Regions from separate parts of the Homo sapiens genome. Here regions 1 and 2 are each linked to region 3. A link is a contact called in ENCODE Hi-C or POLR2A ChIA-PET data. All regions are on one chromosome and are shown on one strand. Each heading gives the region's core, a stretch centred on a gene start or an enhancer-like site at or near the end of the contact. The rest is flanking DNA. Distances are from core to core; before and after follow the strand shown.

Evidence for each region. A loop is a pair of places that touch in the nucleus more often than their neighbours do. ChIA-PET counts read pairs that join two places held with the same protein, here RNA polymerase II (POLR2A). Pooled maps may share reads with other maps.
Region 1: a loop to region 3 is called in a map of mammary epithelial cell, with 4 times the contacts of the local background. The contact joins the enhancer-like site here to the promoter of PTBP2 in region 3. A Hi-C loop is called at or near these places in 2 of 168 maps with a recorded cell type or tissue (IMR-90 and mammary epithelial cell), 2 of 37 single-sample maps with no recorded cell type and 7 of 50 pooled maps.
Region 2: a loop to region 3 is called in a map of endothelial cell of umbilical vein, with 4 times the contacts of the local background. The contact joins the promoter of LINC01787 here to the promoter of PTBP2 in region 3. A Hi-C loop is called at or near these places in 5 of 168 maps with a recorded cell type or tissue (IMR-90, MCF 10A, chondrocyte and 2 more) and 9 of 50 pooled maps. POLR2A ChIA-PET finds 5 or more read pairs at or near these places in 3 of 52 experiments (AG04449, AG04450 and MCF 10A).

Annotation. Positions count from the first base shown.
Region 1 is chr1:96,414,473-96,417,954 of GRCh38, reverse strand. No RefSeq gene overlaps it. Among named protein-coding and RNA genes, the nearest start is that of LINC01787, 42 kb to the right of the region's middle. Within about 2 kb of position 1,779, at least 9 of the 41 ENCODE cell types and tissues checked have a DNase peak (open chromatin) inside an H3K27ac peak, as active enhancers do; they include mammary epithelial cell, where a contact is called at or near this core.
Region 2 is chr1:96,372,107-96,375,475 of GRCh38, reverse strand. It overlaps LINC01787 (long intergenic non-protein coding RNA 1787), which reads left to right and starts at 1,351. Exons shown (of 6, transcript NR_110693.1): 1 at 1,351-1,394.
Region 3 is chr1:96,720,003-96,723,362 of GRCh38, reverse strand. PTBP2 (polypyrimidine tract binding protein 2) reads right to left here and starts at 1,579. Exons shown (of 14, transcript NM_021190.4): 1 at 1,491-1,579. The coding sequence starts at 1,498. RefSeq lists silencers at 1,104-1,383, 1,614-1,813.

The DNA.
Region 1 (3,482 bases), core at 530-3,029, 310 kb after region 3:
CCTCTGAAATGAAAAAGTTGAGAAAAAATATTTATGATTTAAGGCCAACTGGGGGCCAGAGTTGAGGGTGACTAGTAAATGTCTGCTAATTATGGCCTCTCTAAGCTTAACCATATATACAAATGACACTGTGTTGGTAAAGTATTGATTTGGAAAATAAAGTGAGTCATAGGTAAAATGAATTTAAAATGATAGCCCCAAATGAAATAATATTATGGAAAGCAATTCCATAAATCTAGCTTGTTCAATACTTTATAATGTGAAATAGAATACTTAAAACAGCCACAGTCTTTGATACAATCAAATAACCAACAAATTCTGCCAATTTGGGCTTCCTAAAATTCTCCTGGGGGCCAAAATCATCCATTTTGTATGGTCATGTAGCTATACAGTTAATGCCAAAGATCTGGGGCTTTTTTCCTGCAATTTTTTACTTTTGGTGACTGAAAGGAAATGCCACTCACTACTCTTTGCAAAAGGAAGATTTTCATGGATATCTTGCTCTTTATGATTTCAAGAAGCAGATAAATATTCTTCACGAACTGTTTTAATGATATAGCAATCCAGAATAAAGATTTGGTATCACAAAGAAGTGATTCTATTCTAAAATTTCATTTTGAATTTTCTGGTCACAGTGTTGTAGGGAGGCATGGTTAAGTATTAAAATGAAGCACTTGCTTAAACCAAAGGGGATTTCCTAATCAGAAGTGAAAGCCTCCTGATACTCTGCTGCAGGCGTGTGATACTGCAGCCCTTCTCTAAGTGCATATCTCACATTCAAAGTCATTTCTCCATGCCTGTCAAGTGAACTGAACCCCCTGATTGTCTGTCTAGGACAGGGATCCATTTCTAATGTATGAGGCTACAGTTTTTGAACTCATAAACTGTAAACTGTATTAAATAAACTGTCTCCTGATTGATGAGTGCTGCTCTTATAGGCTAATTTCTCATCTAAACAGTGATATGAAAATTCTTGCTAAAGGGTTGGTGACAGGACTAAACGGGGGTAATAGCAGACTTAATCAAGAAAGACAAATGGGATTCATTAACAACTGGCACTCAGCAGACAGTCTTCAGAGACTTCTCAGCACAATCTCATTGGTCCAATCGAAAATAATTGTGTGCTGCTTTTATCACTGAATGCAGAACAAGGCCAATGAAAAATTCTATTGCTGATATTAAGTAGAATTCAAATTCGGATTGAATTTTGTGCCAGGCAGCCCATCTCTGGATGAGAGGAATGGAGGGGGAAAAATCGTGGCTTTCATGCTGGGATTTTTTTTCTCTGATTGATCAGTTTTCCCATATTGCTCATTCCACTCCGGTATCTTAATCAACTGGATCTTGCCCTAACTGGCAGGGATGTCTATGCCAGAGGCATCTGGTCTCTGGCTGGCTTAAGAATTGGCACATGGTTTATTTTGTCCAAGCTTGCTGAGCTCCACTTCCAGTAATGCCTGTCTTATTGAGCTGTTTAGATTTGGCTTGTGCGGTAGAGATGACTAACTCTCTACCAGAGCATGCTCCCCTTCCGCAGTACAGAGATTTTCCTAGGAAGTTCCTTCTAAATCAGGATCTATGTTTCCCAGTCCCCCTGCATTTACGTGAGGGAAGTGTGACTAAGTTGTTGCCAGTGGTTTCCAGGCCAAAGAAATGCGTGCCATTTCCAGACCTGTCATGTAATACTTTCACACTTAGTCTTTCACCCTCTATTTTTCCGATCTGTCAGCCAGAATTAGAGGATCCAGCAGATCCAAGCCACTTGTAAGTGATGAAGCCACAGACAGAAGGAACATGAGTCATATGTGGGAAGAGTAGTGGATTTTACATGAAGGAGAAATAGTTCTCACGTTACACCACTGAGAATTAGGGGTTTATTTGTTGTGGCATCTAACTTTACTTTGATTGAGGCAGCTAGTTTTAGGTCTGCCTTTAGGCCTATTGGCTTTGGTGACCTTACTTCTTTTTTTTCTTTTTTTCTTTTTTTTTTTTTCCCGGAGTCTTGCTCTTGTCACCCAGGCTAGAGTGCAATGGCAAGATCTCAGCTCACTGTAGCCTCCGCCTCCTGGGTTCAAGCGACTCTTCTGCCTCAGCCTCCCGAGTAGCTGGGATTACGGGCACCCGCCACTAAGCCCAGCTAATTTTTCTATTTTTAGTAGAGACAGGGTTTCACCATGTTGGTCAGGCTGGTCTTGAACTGCTGACCACGTGACCCGCCCGCCCTGGCCTCCCAAAGTGCTGGGATTACAGCTGTGAGCCACCGCGCCCGGCCATGACCTTACTTCTTCTTCTTCTTCTATTTTTTTTTTTTTTGAGACAGAGTTTCGCTCTGTTGCCCAGGCTGGAGTGCAGTGGTGCGATCTCGGCTCACTGCAAGCTCCACCTCCTGGGTTCAGGCCATTCTCCTGCCTCAGCCTCCAGAGTAGCTGGGACTACAGGTGCCTACCACCATGCCTGGCTAATTTTTTGTATTTTTAGTAGAGATGGGGTTTCACCATGTTAGCCAGGATGGTCTGGATCTCCTGACCTCGTGATCCGCCCACCTTGGCCTCCCAAAGTGCTGGGATTACAGGGGTGAGCCACTGCGCCCAGCCCTTACTTCTTAACTGACCTCCTTAGCTTTTGATTTTGTGTACAGTTGGGCTTTAAGGCATGTGTACCCTTCTGGCTTGGGCTTGTGAACTCTAAGCTCCATTTTTGGATGAGGATTTCCCATTGGCCTGCTTCCCCCCTAGAGCCCATTCTCAGGTACCCAGGTATAACGTGTGCCCCATCCCACCCCAAACTGTCAGTGAGAAAAATGAGATTGGACACACATAGTTGAAGCCAATTAACATCTTGTTTTTAGTTTTTTTTTTCTTTTTTTAATCTTTAGCATCAAGAGGTTATACAGGAATTTTATAGAAATAGCTATCTGGTCAGATTAAGGGGAAGCAGCAACTGCGGCCCAGAAGTTTTAAATGCTGCTTAACCCGCTCTCCTCTAGGCTGCACTTCTGGGGTTATTGGGCTGACAACAGCTGGACCATTCTGAGACACTTACTATGGCAGATGCTGTTGTGGCCTGCCCATATTCTTTCAACTCCCACTGTTCCATTACACATCAATGGTGTCTACTGCAAGATACTGCTATGCTCCTCCTAGGCGTTTTATCTTGACAGGTCTGAAGTGCCACTGAGGGCAGGCTGTAGCCCATGACAGATGAGGGTTAGGGGATTAAAAACGCAGCCTCCTTGTCCCTCAGCAGTGGATAACTCTGAGGCATGCTCTACGTTGTCTCTCGCAGTGCCTAGTGGGGCTGAGCCTCAACTGCAGCCAGCTATAATGCACATGTCATGGTCTCCCTTCCCTTCTACGTTTTAGTTCCCTGTTTCTCTACTGGGGCTTCCTAAGATTACCACCCAAATGAACTACTTGTGCTCAGATCCTTATCGCTAGATCTGCTTTTGGGGAATCCAGCCTAAGACACTGACAGTCTTCCTT
Region 2 (3,369 bases), core at 102-2,601, 350 kb after region 3:
CAAAGATGGCAGACACCTTCTTGCTCTATCCTCACATGGTGGAAGGGGAGAACAAACTCCCTCAAACCGCTTCTATAAGGGCACAATCCCCATTCATGAGAGCTTTGGCCTCATGACTTATTCACCTCCCAAATGTCTATCTCTTAATGCTATCATACTGGCATTCGGTTTCAATATATAAATTTTGTGGGGATACAAACATTCAGAACATATCAGGAGGTAATGAGTTTTTATGTTACCAACAAGGTTGTGATGAGCATCCTTGTACTTGCCTCTTTGGACCTGTGTCTATAGGTATGCTGAATCGTAGAATGTGGCACCCAGAACTCTAAGATGGCTCCCACAATTCCTTGTACTCTAGTATACACAGCCTGCATCAACCTCTCCCCTTTAGTGTGACTGAGACTGTGACTATAAAGGATTTCACTCCCATGGTTAGAATACATTATAAGACAAAGATGAAATGAGTTTCAGATGTAATTAACATCCAAAATTAGTCGAGTTTGATTTAATCAAAAGAGACATTATTCTGGGTGGACCTGACTTATTCAGGCAAGTACTTACAAGGAACTGGACCCTTCTTAAAAAAAGAGATCAGAAGCATGAGGGAGATTTTCCTTGCTGGCCTTTAAGAAGCAAATTACCTCATTAACTGCTTATGGAGGGGGCTGTGTGGCAAAGACCTGAGAGTGGTCTCTAGAAGCTGAGAGAGGTTCTTGTTCAGCAACCAACAAGAAAATAAGAACTCAGTCATACAACTGCAAGGAATTCAGTACTGTCAACAACCAGTTATCTTAAAAGTGATCTTGAAACCTTACATCTAATCTACTTTCTGTCACTACAGATTGGATTTTATTTGCTATAATTTGTATAATAGAACTTTACAATCTATACTCTTTTTTTCTGGCTGTTTTCATTCAGCATAGTTATTTTATGACTCATCTGTGTTGCATGTATTAATAGTTTATTACTTTTATTGTGTAGTAGTATTCTAGTTTTTCTGTCCTTGTGAATATTTGATTTGGTCAGTCTTTTAAATTGTAACCATTTGATTTCAGCCTGGTGAGACCCTAGCAGAGAATCCAACCAACCCATACTCAAACCTCTGATTCATAGAAACTGTGAGATAATATGCTTGTGTGGTTTTAAGGTTATCTGTGCCCCAATTCTCCACAAAGGAACTTGATGAGGCCCAGATGTTTACGTGCATGTGCTAGGGTTTGGCACACAGGAGAAAAACCCTGAAATCATGAGACTTAGTGCTATATTGGGCAGCTGGTACATGTACCCCTTCTCCCACTAGAAAGAGAGACAAAACTTTACTCTGTAAACAAATCTCAGCAGAAGGGAGAGAATTACTCTGGATTGTAAGCAAATATCTCTGGAAGAAAGGGGTAAGTTGTTTCTGTTTATTACCCTTGGGATGTAAGCAAATGGCTCCAGGAGAGATATATCTCTAAACTGTATCCAGAGCAATTTGTGTTCTCTAACTTCCAAGGCATGTTTACCATTCAATCATGAAGTCTGGGTTATACAGAAATAGAAAAATATTCACGCAGCATTGCCTATGATCTATTTGTTAAGTCAAATGAAATGGCACCATAGGTTATATACACATGTACGTGTGTGCCTGTGTGTATATGAGTGTGTGCTAAAATCAGTGGTCCTTTTCCTTACTACTTCTATTCCCCAGTCCTCTCAAGAAGTAAATGGCTTCAACTCTTTCAGTCATTGCTTCTGATTCTTACCGCTATGTCTCTAAATAATCTGCATATCATATATTTCTTGATTTTGTAGTTTTATGGTTATCTTTTGACTTCTTGTTATAGTCTATTAAGATAATTAACTCTCTTAGATGTTCCTCCAACCCATCCGTGTTCCAAGTCTCCCTTTTCCTTTTTCTAGAAAAAGCCCTATCATAATTTGGGTTAAATAAATATTCAGATTTATATTTCCATAGTTATTGAAATATTCATTGGTGAATCAAATAGTGTACTGTGATAATAGCTTCTTTCTTGTATTACTTTTTGAATTTTTTGGAGTTTACTATTTCCTGAATTTTTCCTTTTTCTTATATTCTTAAATACCTATCAATGTTTAAACAATGTTAAGATATAATTGACATACAATAATTTTCAAATACAGTTGATAAGTTTTGTCATATGTATCCTACACATATGAAATTATTACCACCAGAAAGATAATGACCATTGGCATCAACCTCCAAGGATTGCTTGGGACTCTTTTTAATGCCTTCTTCCTTTTTATCCCTACCTTCTTCCATTTTCAGGAAACTACTAATCTAGTTTCTGTCATTACGGATTGGATTTTATTTGCTAGAATTTGTATAATAGAACTTTACAATGTGTACTCTTTTTTGTCCAGCTGTTTTCATTCAGCATAGTTATTTTGTGACTTATCCATGTTGCATGTATTAATAGTTTATTACTTTTATTGTGTAGTAGTATTCTAGTTTTTCTGTCCTTGTGAATATTTGGTCAGTGTTTTAAATTGTAACCACTTTAATAGGTATGTAGTAGTATCTCAATGTGATTAATTTTTATTTTCCTAGTGACAAATGATGTTGAATATCTTTTTATGTGCTTATTTGCTATCCACACATGTTTGCTGATGAAGTGTCTACTTAAATCTTTTGTCCATTTTTTAAATGATTTTTTTCAAATTACGTCTTGAGAGTTATTTACATATTGTAGATACACATCCTTTATCAGATAAGTAATTTGCAAGTCACTTTGTTTGTGATTTACAAACATTATCTTTTGGTCTGTGGCTTGTCTTTTTTACTTTCTTAATAGTGTTTTTCGAAGAGGGGAAGTTTTTAATTTTCATAAAATCCAATGTACCACTTTTTGTTTTTTGGATTGTGACTTTGGTATTGTATTTAGGAATTCTTTTTCTAAAATACCATCACAGAGATTTTCTTTTATCTTTTCTTCTTGAAGTTCTATAGCTTTCGGTTTAACATTTAGGTATATTATTCATTTTGAGTTACTTTTTCAATATTGTGGATAGGAGTACTTACTTGGTATATGGATATCCAATTGTTCTGGCACCATTTTTTGAAAAGACTATTCTCCAATGAAAATTGTTTTACACCTTGATTAAAAATCAATTCCTCATGTATCGATCTATTTCTTGACCCTCCATTCTTTTCCATTGTTCGATTAACCTTTGTGTCAATATCATGCTGTCTTGATTACTACATTTTTATAGTAAGTCTTGATATTGCAATGTCCCTTCTCACTTTGGCGAATCTCTGAAATTCTCTTACTTGATAATGCTTGCTTCCACTTGGCTGACTCTGGTCCAAAGGTGGGATGATTGCAACTCACAATTTTTTAAGGTTCT
Region 3 (3,360 bases), core at 330-2,829:
TGAGACAACTTGTGGTATTTTTTAACAACACATTCAATAGCCAAAAAGAACAAAACCCAAAACACTATGCCATTTCTACAATGCCAGTATACTGAGATTAATAATTTAACGCTTAAACTCTTTAGTAGTCTCCACAGGAACCAGGAATCAGGAAACATGAATTCTAGTGCAAGTTTTGACATCAATTTCCGTGTTGATCTGGGGGGAATACTGAACTTCTCTGGATTTGTTTCATCTGGAAAATAATCTTTAGGTAACATCTAGGATGATTTGAATTCTGTGAGACTGTGTTAACTTTTATAAAATCTTGTTTTTAGTACCTTTTAAAACACACCAAACTCTAGGCGCTTAACCAAATTGTTGATTCTTCAAATACTCACTGATTTTAATAAATGTACTTGTTAAATGATACTATGTTTACACTCCCAAAAGAGCTGCATACTGCTGTATTTTTGACCTTAAGCGTGCCCCCTTTCTAACATTGAGTTAAATTACTGAGTCTTTTCAGGTGTGAAGCATATGAGCGAGACATCGGTCCCTACCATTTCACAGTCTTGCCTCTCACCTCACTCAGCATTCCGTCTTGACTCAGGTTCGCAAAGATGCAGCATGGTTCTGGGTTTTTATAGTCGTTTTTCCAGAAACTGACCAAAGTAGCTAAAGAGATAGCCCTTTGTTGACTATCTGCTCTTGTTTCTGCCATTGCTGTTGGCCTTTGCCCATGTGACTGATGTCGGCTTCAAACACTTCGTTTTTTAGATGATTTAATTTCTGGGCCCTTTTGCCAAGCCTTGAATGTTTTCAGTCCCCACAAAAAGGCATTTTTTCCTCCCTCCCGCCCCCACTACCAGACTCAAATGAAAACAAAGGAGTATGACATCTGCCCTCCCCCTTCCTCCCGCCGCCGCACGCCCTCCCCCCTTCCCCAGCGGCTCCCACTAGGCTTTCCCCGGAGCTCCCGCCACCGGCATCTCTCCCGACCACGGAGGGCCGGGCGAGGCCGGAGAGGTTGCTCATGGCTGGGGTCCACATGGGGTGCCTCTCTCCTCTTCCCCTAGAGGCTCCCCCAATCCAAAGGCCTGTCTCTGCCCATCCCACTCGCTCTCACAGGCACCGCTAACCCAAGGGTCGGGTCCCAAGGTACGGATCGAAATGGCTCCTAGAGGGGGCAGGGACAGACCGGGGAGACGTTATGGGGTTCCCACCCCATCCCCCGCCGCCAAGCCGGTGCCCGCTCCCACTCCGGGATCCTCACCCCCGCCATCGCCCCTATGCCTCCCCAGCCTCCAAGCCCGCTTTCTTCTCATTTTCTCGACCAAAGCCCGCCGGGGGAAGCAAAGGGAGGGGTGTGTGCGATGGGGCGGGGGTTGGGTAACGGCAGCCCAGCCCTGGGAGGGGCCGCGGGAGGGTTTCTCCCCGGCCCGGGACCGGGCCGAAGGACGGTCCAACTCCTCTCTCACACACACCTTCTCGCCGGCCCGATTACATACCCGTCCATTGCCGAACCGGACAAAGCTTCGCTCACAAGAACCGAGCCACGCAGCCAGCGAGCCACACAAGCGGCGAGAAAATGGCGGCTGGGGCCCGACGGAAATTGCCGAAGGTGCCGAGGCGCACGGGCCACCGCGCGGCAGCGGCGGCGGCGGAAAGAGCCGAGCGCGCCGGCGCCCGGCAGCGGGAGGCGAGCGGCAGGGCGCTGGGACTAGGGGGAGTGGGCGCCGCAGCCGACGCCTCCTCCGCGCCTTCGCGCGCCTTTCTCCCTCCGCCCTCCGCCTGCCGTCCTCTGGAACCTGGCGTTCTGCTGCAGACCGCGGCGACCTGGTTTCCCCTCCTTGTGGGGGCGTGGGTGGGACACCTCCCAACAGCTCTCCACACTCTCTCTGCCCTGACTGCAGGACGCCCCCAGGCAGCCTCCACTTTTCACTCCAAGCCAAGTACCAGCTTGGCTACCGTCAACCTATGCGGGCCAAGGAAAAAACATTGGATAGCTTTTCTCCTAAGCCATCTTTTATTTGCAGACCGGCTCCAGCCTCTAAAACAAAAATCTTTACCCCACTGAACGAGACCACTTGGTAACAACAGTACTTTCTCAAGCAAGTAGAACTCCTCAGACTGAAATACAGGCTTTTGCTTCAAGACCTGTAGTACCAAGCCAAGTGGAGGAAAATGTGATTCTCACTTCAGTTGGTGATTAGTGTGCGCCTGTAGAAAATATTCACAATACGCTAGGTGGAAATAGACACAAATGGAGCCATGTGTTAAAATGCTACAATAGTTGGAGTTTAACATTTGGAGGCATGAAAGGGAAAGTGGAGATGGGAGTGGGAACAACTGAGTCTTCAGATTGGTTAGAGAAAGTAGAAGCATTAAAATGGGCTATGCAAATTGACTCCCTTTGCTATATCTTACGGTCTCAATTTTTACTTGATACTATAGTGGACATTTTACTTCAACGTGTTTTTATCAGAGGCTCAACAAAATTGGGAAAGGCACCCGCTTGAAAATTTGCTCAGTGAGTAGCGACTTTGCCAGTACCCATCCTTCTCCTGCACCCTTCACCTCCACCCCCAACACACACAAGGACAAATGCACTTCTAATTCTGAAAAATGACAAATACTCCCTGTGTCCCTCCAGTTACTCTCAATACTCACTCTGGGTTTTTCTGTGTCTCCTTCAGGCAAAGCTCTTATCCTTTGCTAATTGGAATTTCATATACTAAATGATATTGTGTATAATTTTTAGAATTTTTTTTTTTGAGACCCAGTCTCGCTCTTGTTGCCCAGGCTGAAGTGCAATGGCGCAATCTCGGCTCACTGCAACCTCGGCCTCCCTGGTTCAAGCGATTCTCCTGCCTCAGCCTCCCGAGTAGCTGGGATTACAGGCACGCGCCACCACGCCCAGCTAACTTTGTATTTTTAGTAGAGACAGGGTTTCTCCATGTTGGTCAGGTTGGTCTCGAACTCCTGACCTCAGGTGATCTGCCCTCCTCAGCCTCCCAAAGTGTTGGGATTACAGGCGTGAGCCACCGTGCCCGGCCATAAATAATATTACTTTTAAATTGGATAGACCCTTAAAGAGCATCTTGTCCAAACACTTTGCTATAGAACTCTTCAAAGCACCCAAATTTTTACAAATTCTTGATTTGCCTATGGGATTGTCAATCGTTAAAAAAAAAAAAAAAAAAGGCCGGGCACGGTGGCTCACGCCTGTAATCCCAGCATTTTGGGAGGCCGAGGCAAGCAGATCACCTGAGGTCGGGAGTTCAAGACCAGCCTGACCAACATGGAGAAACCCCGTCTCTTCTAAAAATACAAAATTAGCCGGGGTGGTGGTGCATGTCTGTAATCCCAGCTACTCGG